Regions from separate parts of the Homo sapiens genome. Here region 2 is linked to region 1. Evidence: chromatin contacts called from ENCODE Hi-C or POLR2A ChIA-PET data. All regions are on one chromosome and are shown on one strand. The core of a region is the stretch at or near the end of the contact, and the rest is flanking DNA. Distances in the headings are between cores, read along the strand shown.

Region 1 (4,546 bases), core at 1,351-3,850:
GGACCTTCCTCCAGGGAGCTTTCCCTGATGCCCTAAGGCTACTGAGCTGGGACCCTAAGGCCCTACTTACCCCCTTCCCTAGGTTATCACTGCATTGCTCCCTCCTCAACCCCTGAGCCCGAGAGGAGGGGCCAAGTCAGTGTGGTCCAATACTGTCACCCTAGGACCCAGCACAGTACCTGGCCCAGAGCTGGCACATAAGGAACATTTCCTGAGTGAACAAGCACATCAGAAAATGAAAAAAGATCTGGAGACTAGGGAGGCCTCGGTCCAAATCCACCATCCACTCTTCTTGAGATGGCTTCATGGCCTCATCTGAAATTCACAGAACGGAGGTACCTACTTTCCGTGACTGTTGGAAAGATTAGGGGACAGGAGGTGTGTGAGCTGCTCACAGTAGCTAGTGCCACACAGCACGCCTGCCCCTTCACCCCACTGGCCCCTCAGGTCAGAGTTCAAGGCTGGTGTCCCTGGGAGGTCACGGGTGGACCCCTGCAGCTCCCAGCAGTAGTTCCTCCTGGGCTTCAGCTGTGGCAGCAAGCCAATCTCCTGAGAGCATGGACCTCCCTCACAGATGGCAACATCACCACCAGGGCTGAGCTGAACCTCTCTGCCACCCGGTCCCTGTGCCAGGTGTTCCTTTGGGCTTTGGCAAAAGACCCAGAGAGCGCTCCAGATGGACTTCCCTGACCTTACTGTACAGATGCAGGCACCTTCCTTCAGGAGGTCGCAAAGGCTCTGCCTTGTGCCCTGACTTCCCTGTGAAGCCACCAATCAAAGGAGCCAAGTGTGAGGCAGGATGCAATATGTACACGCCTCCCGCTCTCCCATCACCCTTTCATGGTTCCATGGAAAGAAAGAACATCCACACCCCACATCTTATGCCTGCTGAGGCTTCTGTCTTTGGCATATTTCTGTTGGACCATGTGTCAATGGTGGCTGCATGTTTTCCTATGGCGTCCAAATCAGTGGGATTCAAGACCTGGGGTTCCTCTGTAAGGGTTCTCACACCCAGGACGGTCAGTCTCAGGGCAAGGCACTGCCCAGCTACCCACCGTTCACTGTCCCCTACTCCCACCCCAACGCACACACAGGCACACACACAGGGGAGGTCAGGGAGGAGGCACACATGTCTTCACCAAGAGCCTACAGGAGCCCAGTTGCTGGAGCCATCAGAGCCTCTGGAAAGCCACTATATACTGCCGTCCTTTCAGCAGCAAGGTGGGAGAAGTCAGCATCGTCAAGAGAATTTCATTAGGCACAAGCAGTCTCCCCCAGAGGTCAGAAGGAGAAAACATGGCAAGTAGAGATGTCCCTGGGGAGTGGCCGCAAAGTCACGGAGTTCTGGAAGGTCAGAGTTGACAGGATCCTTTGAGAACATGAAGTCTCCTCCCCTCTGGGTTCCAAAGGGGAAACTAGAACCCAGAGAGAGGAGGAAATGGCCTAAGGCCACGCAGTGGCTCAGTGTGGGAGCATGGCCTAGAGGTCAAACCTCTTACCCATCAGGGCCAGGTGCTGGCTGGCAGCTGCTTCAGATGGTTTCCAGCCCACCTAGGACCTAAATTAACCTCTTCTTAAATAAGTGTAAGGAAAGAAGACTCGGACCTGAATACGCAAGACCGCACACGGAGAAGAGCAGAAGCAAAACCCCCGCAGCCTCAGAAACCCTAGCTCCTTCCCATTCCAGGCGCCTCGAGGGGAAGGCATCTGGGGCTCTAAGACTGGGGGACTATGGGGGATGACTGGCAAAGTCCGGTTCTTTGCCACCGGGATAGGTGGCAAAGCGGTCCACGAGAGAGGAAACCGTGGAGAAATTTGAGTCCCGGAACCGGATTCCCGAAGCGGTTTGAGAAAGGCGGGCCGGGATACGTGAGTGACTGCCTCAGAAGGGCTCCTTCAAGGACACTAAGGAGGTGACAGCCGCCGTGGCCCACTCTCCCGGCCCGTCCGGAGGGCCCCCCGCCACCCGATGCAGACCCCCTGGGGGAGCCGGTCCAGGGCCAACTTCGGCCAATCCCCTCAGTGACAGCGGAGGCGGCCAATCAACCCCGGCGCGAAGCCCTTTCCCCGCCCCTGGTGGGGCCCCTAGCCAATCGGACTCCAGACTGCTTCGGGTGCGGCTACCCCACCGCTCCCCTGCGACCGCTGCCGCGGTCCCGTGGCTCTTTCCCTGCTCACCTCCCAGGGACGGCAGAGAAGGGCTGGCCCGAGCACCGCCTTCGCGGCGCTGCCGGCGACGGTCGCTACCTTCAGCGCCATGACGGAAAGTGAGAGCCTCCGCACGTCCCGACACGCAGATACCGCTCTCGCGAGAGTTCGACGGGGTGCGAAGTTTCGGGGACAGGCGCGGACCCGGTACTGCGCACGCGCGCGGTCGCACCGATTCACGCCCCCTTCCGGCGCCTAGAGCACCGCTGCCGCCATGTTGAGGGGGGGACCGCGACCAGCTGGGCCCCTGGCTCAGGGAGGGGCCACGTCAGTGCTGCCAGAGACGTCACAATGCCGGCCCAGCCGTTCGGTGCGCGATTGGCTGCCGCTGCCACTTACGCGTCGCTCTTCCTCGTTTGCCCCTCGTGTTCATGGGAGCTCGTTTTCTTTTCCTCTAGGCAGAGAAGAGGCGATGGCGGCGATGGCATCTCTCGGCGCCCTGGCGCTGCTCCTGCTGTCCAGCCTCTCCCGCTGCTCAGGTAGCGGCCCAGCCGGGGCTTCTTTCTTGCGAGCCTCTGACCCACGGCAGGTGGTGTTGGGGGCAGGAGGGATGCGGGGGTCCGGCCTTTCAGGGTCCGTCGCTGCGGGCCGGGCCTTCCCCCGAGAGGCAGGCGGCCTTGGGACGGGGGGACCAAAGCACCTCGCGCACGTTTACCGGCAGCCAGGCTTTTCCTTGTCTGCCCATACGAAGAGGAGTCCCCGAGCCTCCATGGTGCGCCCGGCCCCCAAGCTGCAGCACGGAACGTGACACATGTCCCGGCTCCCGCTCCCTGCGGGGTCGGACCGGAGCGAAGCTCTGTAGCGCTGAGCGATCGCGGCCAAAAACGGGGCTGGAGGAGCCACATAAGCTAGGAAGGGACCTCAGTGAGGAGAGGGAGCAAGAGCGGGGCGAGTTAGATGGGGAGCCAAAGGTGCGCAGGGCCTTGAGTGCCAGGCCGAAGACTGGCTTTTCCGGAGGGCCCTGCCTTACCCTTACCAGAGTTTTCGGCAGAGCCGACCAGGGGTCCCGTCGATTTGCATTCGTGAGGGGCTGAGGTCTGAACTCCAGAGTGTGTTTAGGAGGTGGCTGCAGCAGCCAGCCCCGGGCCCGGGGGCCAGGACTGGACAGGGGCGGCTTTCTCCACATTCCCTTTTCTGCCGTCCTTCAGGCCAGTAGCCTTGCTGCCTGCAACGTTTTGGCAGCCTAACTGGCCTCCCTTTCCGCACACTCCTCATCTGCCCCTCAGGAATTCCCTGAACTATAGTCAGGGACGTATCCAGAGGACAAGCCTGGCCATAAAACCCTTCGGGGGCTCCCCTGCGCCACAGGAAGCAGGCCCAACTTAGGCAGGACACAGAAGGGCTGGCGGGATCTAGCCCCTGAGAACTGCCTCCACGCTGTTCCTAGGGATCTGCCTCCTGTGGTCCAGACCCAGAGCCTTCTCTGACGTCCTCTGCTGAAGCCATCGTTCTGCCAGGGCACCACATTTGGACAGCGGGTGGCTGAGAACATTCCCACTTTGGGGAGCCTTTGTTTCACACCCTCTGATGTAGGCGGCAGCCTTCCTTTCCTTTGGGCCTCTGGTTATGGAGAAGGCTAAGGCAAGGTCCTTTCTCTCACAGCTAACAAGTTGTGCTTCTGGAACCAGAGTCTCTCCCGTTTACTTCTTCAGGAAACGCTGGGGCCAGTCTTCACCTTCTGTCAACTGGCCGGGGGCAGAGACCCTTTCTCTCATCTTGAAAGCCCCAGTGCATTGCCTGCCTGCAGCCCCCACCCCCGATGTCTCTGCTGAGGATGCCTTCAGTAACTCGTCCAGGCCGTTTGTGGCTCTGAATTGAGGCTGGCGTGGCCCCCGGGCCTCCGTGTCATAGGTCCAAGTGTTGGCATGTATTGTCCAGTGAATCCAGCCCCCACCTGTCCCCAGTTCGCTCTTCCTGCACACCTCCAGAAAGCCGGCCTTGCCCCTCCCCAGCCTTCCTTCACAGCCATCCCGCCTACGTTGCCATTGCATTTGTGACCGAGCACTTGGATCTGTCTCGCATATCCCACCTGGAAGGGGCAGGAAGAGCGCATGGGTCCCCAGCTGATCCGTGCTATGAGGCAGGGCCGGGCCATCCTGCCCTCAGACCGGGATACTCGAGCTGGCCTTACCCAGGCATCTCTCCCTCTTCCCCGCAGCCGAGGCCTGCCTGGAGCCCCAGATCACCCCTTCCTACTACACCACTTCTGACGCTGTCATTTCCACTGAGACCGTCTTCATTGTGGAGATCTCCCTGACATGCAAGAACAGGGTCCAGGTGAGACAGTGGGGTTTCAGACAGGAGGGCGGGTGGGGGGTGCTCCTCACTGCTAGTTGAT
Region 2 (4,546 bases), core at 148-2,647, 150 kb after region 1:
AGATCCGCCCCACTCTGCTCCCAGTCTGGGGGTGCAGCCCCTTCCAGGCTGTGGGGTCAGGGTCTGGCAGCACAGGGAGCCCAGGGAGGAGGGAAGGGCCTTTTCCCAGTTGGGGGCAGGGCGTGGATAGGGCCCTCTCCGTCTGCGCCCCTGTGGGGGTAGGGGAGCGTTCAGAGGTGAAGGGGACTTGGCCCACAGATGGGTCCATGGGAGGGGACTTGCGTAGTGAGTGGGAATGCATCAGGTGGCCATGGCAGGGTCGCAGGGTGGGGTCTTCAGGGGCACCCTCCTCTCACACACCTGGTACCGCACTTCCCCTGTGGCTCTCCACAGCTCGTTCATGGCCATGGTGTAGAAACACTCACTGAAGATGGTTCGCTGCACCTTGACCGGGCGGCCGTCCCGAGTCAGCACAAAGGCACACTTCTTGCCAGGAGGTGCCACCCGGGCATACCGCAGCAAGAACTCACCACCTGGAGGTTGGGGGGTTGGCATGCCAGGGGTAAGGCCAGGACGCCCCGCACACACCACCCTTGAGCCTCCCCAAGTCCTTCGCTGCTTCTAGATCCCTCTAGGAACTCCGCACATGTGCCCTGTTGAGTAAACATGGACGGAGTCACTGGGAGATGGGCAGGAAGGGGGCACCTACCTGCTTTTGCTGCGTCCAGAAGCTGAGCATGGCGGAAGCGCTCGAAAGTGCGGTACAGGCGACAATACATCCATACCTGCGGGGTACGGGAGGGAAAGTGGCTTAAGTGGCCGGCTGGGGTGAGGTGGGGAGACCTTTGAGGCGATGGGCCGTGTGCCTGAGCTTCCAGGCTGGGAACACCATACCTGCCTCCCCTGCAGCCACACATACTTGAGGTCATCATACACCCGCCCCTCGCGGCCAAGGCACGTGAAGAAGCCCCTGTGGGAAGGCAGGGTTAGCAAAGTCTGGAACGGGCCTTGCCAGCCCCTCCTGCCCCTCTGGGGCCAGCAAATCTGTGAGGTGCCTGAGAGTGAGAAGGGGCCTCAGGAAGGGCAAAAACCCTGCTGAGGACTCCAGAAGCACGCCGAGTACCCGTGCTCCTGGTCGTGGGAGTGCTCCATCCAGAAAGCCACCACGCGGTCCAGCTCCTGCCCCACGCGCTCCTTCCAGGCCTGCAGAGTCTCTCGCTCTTTCTCCATGTCCTAGGGGAAATGGGGCTTGAAGGCGCAGCCCCCACATGGGACCTAGGCCCCCCCAGCCTCGGGAACCAGCCCTCAGGGATCTCCCCACCTCTGCACGGGGCTTCAGACGTCACCATCCCCGGGACCCTCCAAGACAGCACTCCCCCCAAGCACCCCACCACTGGCCTGTCGCGCTGGGAGACCCTTGCTCATCCCTCCTGCTCCTCTAGGAAGCCAGACAGAGTTGGTCGCGGTCCCGTGACTGTCACTCAGCTGACACAGCCGCGCCCGGCTCACCCTCCCCCTCCTCTTCAGGGTTCCGCTGGGCCTGGGGCGGGGCTTTGAGCCCGACCCCCGCACTTGTTCCTGCCGCGACCCTCCACTCGAATGGGCCAGTCCCTCCAGGGCCCCTGCTGGGAGCTCTGGTCTCAAGATCCTGCTTGGTGGGAAAAGCTGGGATGGCCGGAGGGTCTGGGATGAGGGGGAACGGGGCTGCCACCCACCCCGCCCTACACCAGGGGCCCCGGCAGGGCGGCTGAGGGCCTTGGCCCTACCAAGCCTGTGGGGCAGGGGTGCAGCAGGACAGGGAACAGCTAGTGGGCCTGAATGCAGAGGTCCCTCTGACCTGTCACCACACAGGGTAGACAGGAGGCAAGTTCTGTTTTTGTTGTTGTTGTTGTTGTTTGTTTCTTTGTTTTTTGAGACAGTGTCCTGTCGCCCAGGCAGCTCACTGCAGCCTTGACCTGCCAGGCTCAAGCGATCCTCCCACCTCAGCCTCCTGAGTAGGTGGGACCACAGGTGTGGGCCACCATGCCTGGCTAATTTTTGTATTTTTAGTGGAGACAGGGTTTTGCAATGTTGCCCAGGCTGGTCTCGAACTCCTAAGCTCAAGCGATCCTCCTGCGTCAGCCTCCCAAAGTGCTGGGATTACAGGCGTGAGCCACCGCACCCAGCCTAGCAAGTCCTCTCTTTTGAATCAGTTTGTCACCAACTACCTCAACAGTCAGTAATGGGCAGCCATTGGCGCTAATTTTTTTTTTTTTTTTCCCAAGATGGGGTCTTGCTCTGTCGCCCAGGCTGGAGTGCAGTGGCATGATCTTGGCTCACTATAACCTCCGCTTCCCGGGTTTAAGCAATTCTCCTGCCTCGGCCTCTGGAGTAGCTGGGATTACAGGTGCCTGCCACCATGCCTAGCTAATTTTTTTTTTTTTTTTTTTTTTTTTTTTAGTAGACGGTTTTTCACCATGTTGGCCAGGCTGGTCTCAAATTCTTGACCTCGTGATCCACCTGCCTCGGCCTCCCAAAGTGTTGGTATTACAGGTGTGAGCCACCGCGCTCGGCCTTGGCACTGACTTCTTTACACAAGTGACACAGCTCTAAGGCCAGACAGTAACTGCAGGTAACAGCCCACACCCCCCTTCTCTGGGCCTGTTTTCCAGCTGCCCAGATCTGTCTGTAGCTCTATGACTGACCCGATGATGCTACAAGGCAGCTGGGCTGAGGTGGTTCCTACCTTCCAGGCCAACAGTGCACAAAATGGGTTCCAGCCTCTGGGCGTGGGTACTGCACTGCTGGTCTTTGATGCCACAGTGGCTGTCTCAGTCCCTGCTGCAGGCTGACCCACCCAACCCCAAACAGTTCCCCTTTGGGGTGCTTGGTAATGAGGCTGATGCCCTGGCAGCTGGGGAGGCATCCTCTGTGTGCTCCCACCCACCCTCGGCCTCGGCTCATGCTCAGGGGATGAGCTTTGTGCCCAGCCGGGCTGTATCTACCTGCCCTGCTCACAGGCCTGTCATGTTCACATTCATGTCCAGCCTCCCTCCTGCCTCCCCAGACTGAGTGGTGCCCTCAGACGGAAACGCGGTATTTTCAGATAAACACCAGAGGCATGACTGATGTGGCCCTTGCCTTGTGGAGTGTGATGCAGCCGCGGTGAGACAAGTGAGCTGAAGGAATGCGGAGGGTGGGTAGCCCCACAGGTGCCAGCTACAGAAGTGGGGTAGGAAGAAGCCTTGTACCACCCCCACCAGGCGAAGCGCCCACAACGCCATTTGCCAAAGGTATGGCAAATCCGCAAGGCCCCTCGGTTCTGGGGCCAGCCCCATGTGGCCCCTGGCCTCCACCAGCCCCAGCCATGACTCCTACCGCTCTGCTCTGAAGGACACTTTCCCACCCCTCTCCTTGGGCCTCTGCGAGGCTAGGCTCCAAGGCAGGTCACAGTTGGTGCGGTGGGTAAGACAGAGCCATGGCTCCTGGTGTCAAGCCCTGGCCAGTCTGCTTCCCCCCACCCCCACATGACACAGCAGACCCCACAGGACAGAGGCTTCCCAGAAGAGGTCGCATTCGACAGGGCCTTGCACACACACCCATGCCACAGGTGGAGACACGGAGGCTTTGGTTACTCCAGGAGCTTCTGGTAGCGGAGTGCCTGGGTGCTCTGAGAGGAAGGCTGGGCAGTAGAGGTGTGTAGGGGAAACAAAGGCAGGCGGCAGGGGCTTGGAGGGGGCGGGGAATGCAGGTGCGCCAGGAGCACCAGGCCCCAGAAGCAGGGTGTCACTCCCCTCAGACCCGCCTAGGCCTGTGCTGCTCCGGCCACCTTGCCCCGGAGCTTTCTGGGCCTCCTGGTACAAATTCAGCCCACGGGATCCCAGCTGTCCTACCGACCCAGCTGCTAGGTGGTCAGTCTGGATCACAAGCTCTTGCTTCTTCCCCTTGGGGGCATGGCTCACATTTAAGAGGAAGCCAGAGGAAGGGATCCACCTCTGCAGTACCCGTGGTGTACTTGACTCAGCCCACCTCCCCCCAACCCACCCAAGGAGGCTGCCGCTGGTGACCTGCCAGGCCCTTGCCCCATCCTATCCTCTAGTGCAGGAGGGGAGGGAGGGAGATCTGGGCCCCAGACACAGGAAGTCAGCAGCAGCTGCCCAAGGGGCTCTTTGGCCCTTGCCCTGCAAGGCAGCTACCAAGCAACCTGCTGGACCCTGGTCCGACTTGGTCCAAAGACCGGAGGCCACAGCAGAGGCCTCACTCTGGGGCCTTCTACGCTTTCACCAGAGCTCAGGTCTCCCTCCAGGGGGCTCCCGTGAGCCTCGGGCAGGTCTCAGCCTTCCCGCTCAGGCTTCCTGAGAGGATGCCGGGACACAGTGAGACACCTAGTGGTTATTTCAAAAAAAGTCTTTTAATTGTTCAAAATAGCACAAAACGACATCGCACTATGGTAATATTGAGTCACAGGGGTTACTCTACAATAGTGAACGGTGTACTCTCCTCAGAAACAAATCAATAGGCGCGCGAGAGAAGGGATGGGGTAAAACAACAGGACCAGGTGAGTGGGCTCCAAGGTGACTAAACGTGACATTTTCCACAGCGAAATATACTATAATACAACAAACCA

Evidence for each region. Hi-C counts contacts between places; a loop is a spot of excess contacts on that map. ChIA-PET counts read pairs that join two places held with the same protein, here RNA polymerase II (POLR2A). Pooled maps may share reads with other maps.
Region 2: a map of heart right ventricle shows a loop between it and region 1 (2.8-fold over the local background). The contact joins the promoter of RENBP here to the promoter of SSR4 in region 1. A Hi-C loop is called at or near these places in 8 of 168 maps with a recorded cell type or tissue (CD8-positive, alpha-beta T cell, GM18951, Ramos and 5 more), 8 of 37 single-sample maps with no recorded cell type and 17 of 50 pooled maps. POLR2A ChIA-PET finds 5 or more read pairs at or near these places in 7 of 52 experiments (AG04449, AG04450, H1 and 3 more).

What each region holds. Positions count from the first base shown.
Region 1 is chrX:153,792,068-153,796,613 of GRCh38, forward strand. It overlaps SSR4 (signal sequence receptor subunit 4), which reads left to right and starts at 2,601. Exons shown (of 6, transcript NM_006280.3): 1 at 2,601-2,687; 2 at 4,367-4,485. The coding sequence starts at 2,621. It overlaps IDH3G (isocitrate dehydrogenase (NAD(+)) 3 non-catalytic subunit gamma), which reads right to left and starts at 2,308. Exons shown (of 13, transcript NM_004135.4): 1 at 2,179-2,308. The coding sequence starts at 2,259. RefSeq lists enhancers at 1,671-2,398, 2,298-2,557 and a silencer at 1,858-2,007.
Region 2 is chrX:153,943,246-153,947,791 of GRCh38, forward strand. It overlaps RENBP (renin binding protein), which reads right to left and starts at 1,398. Exons shown (of 11, transcript NM_002910.6): 1 at 1,339-1,398; 2 at 1,064-1,173; 3 at 835-910; 4 at 650-725; 5 at 301-473. The coding sequence starts at 1,365. HCFC1 (host cell factor C1) reads right to left here. Exons shown (of 26, transcript NM_005334.3): 26 at 4,312-4,546. RefSeq lists enhancers at 1,241-1,370, 1,550-2,313, 4,480-4,546 and a silencer at 1,581-1,640.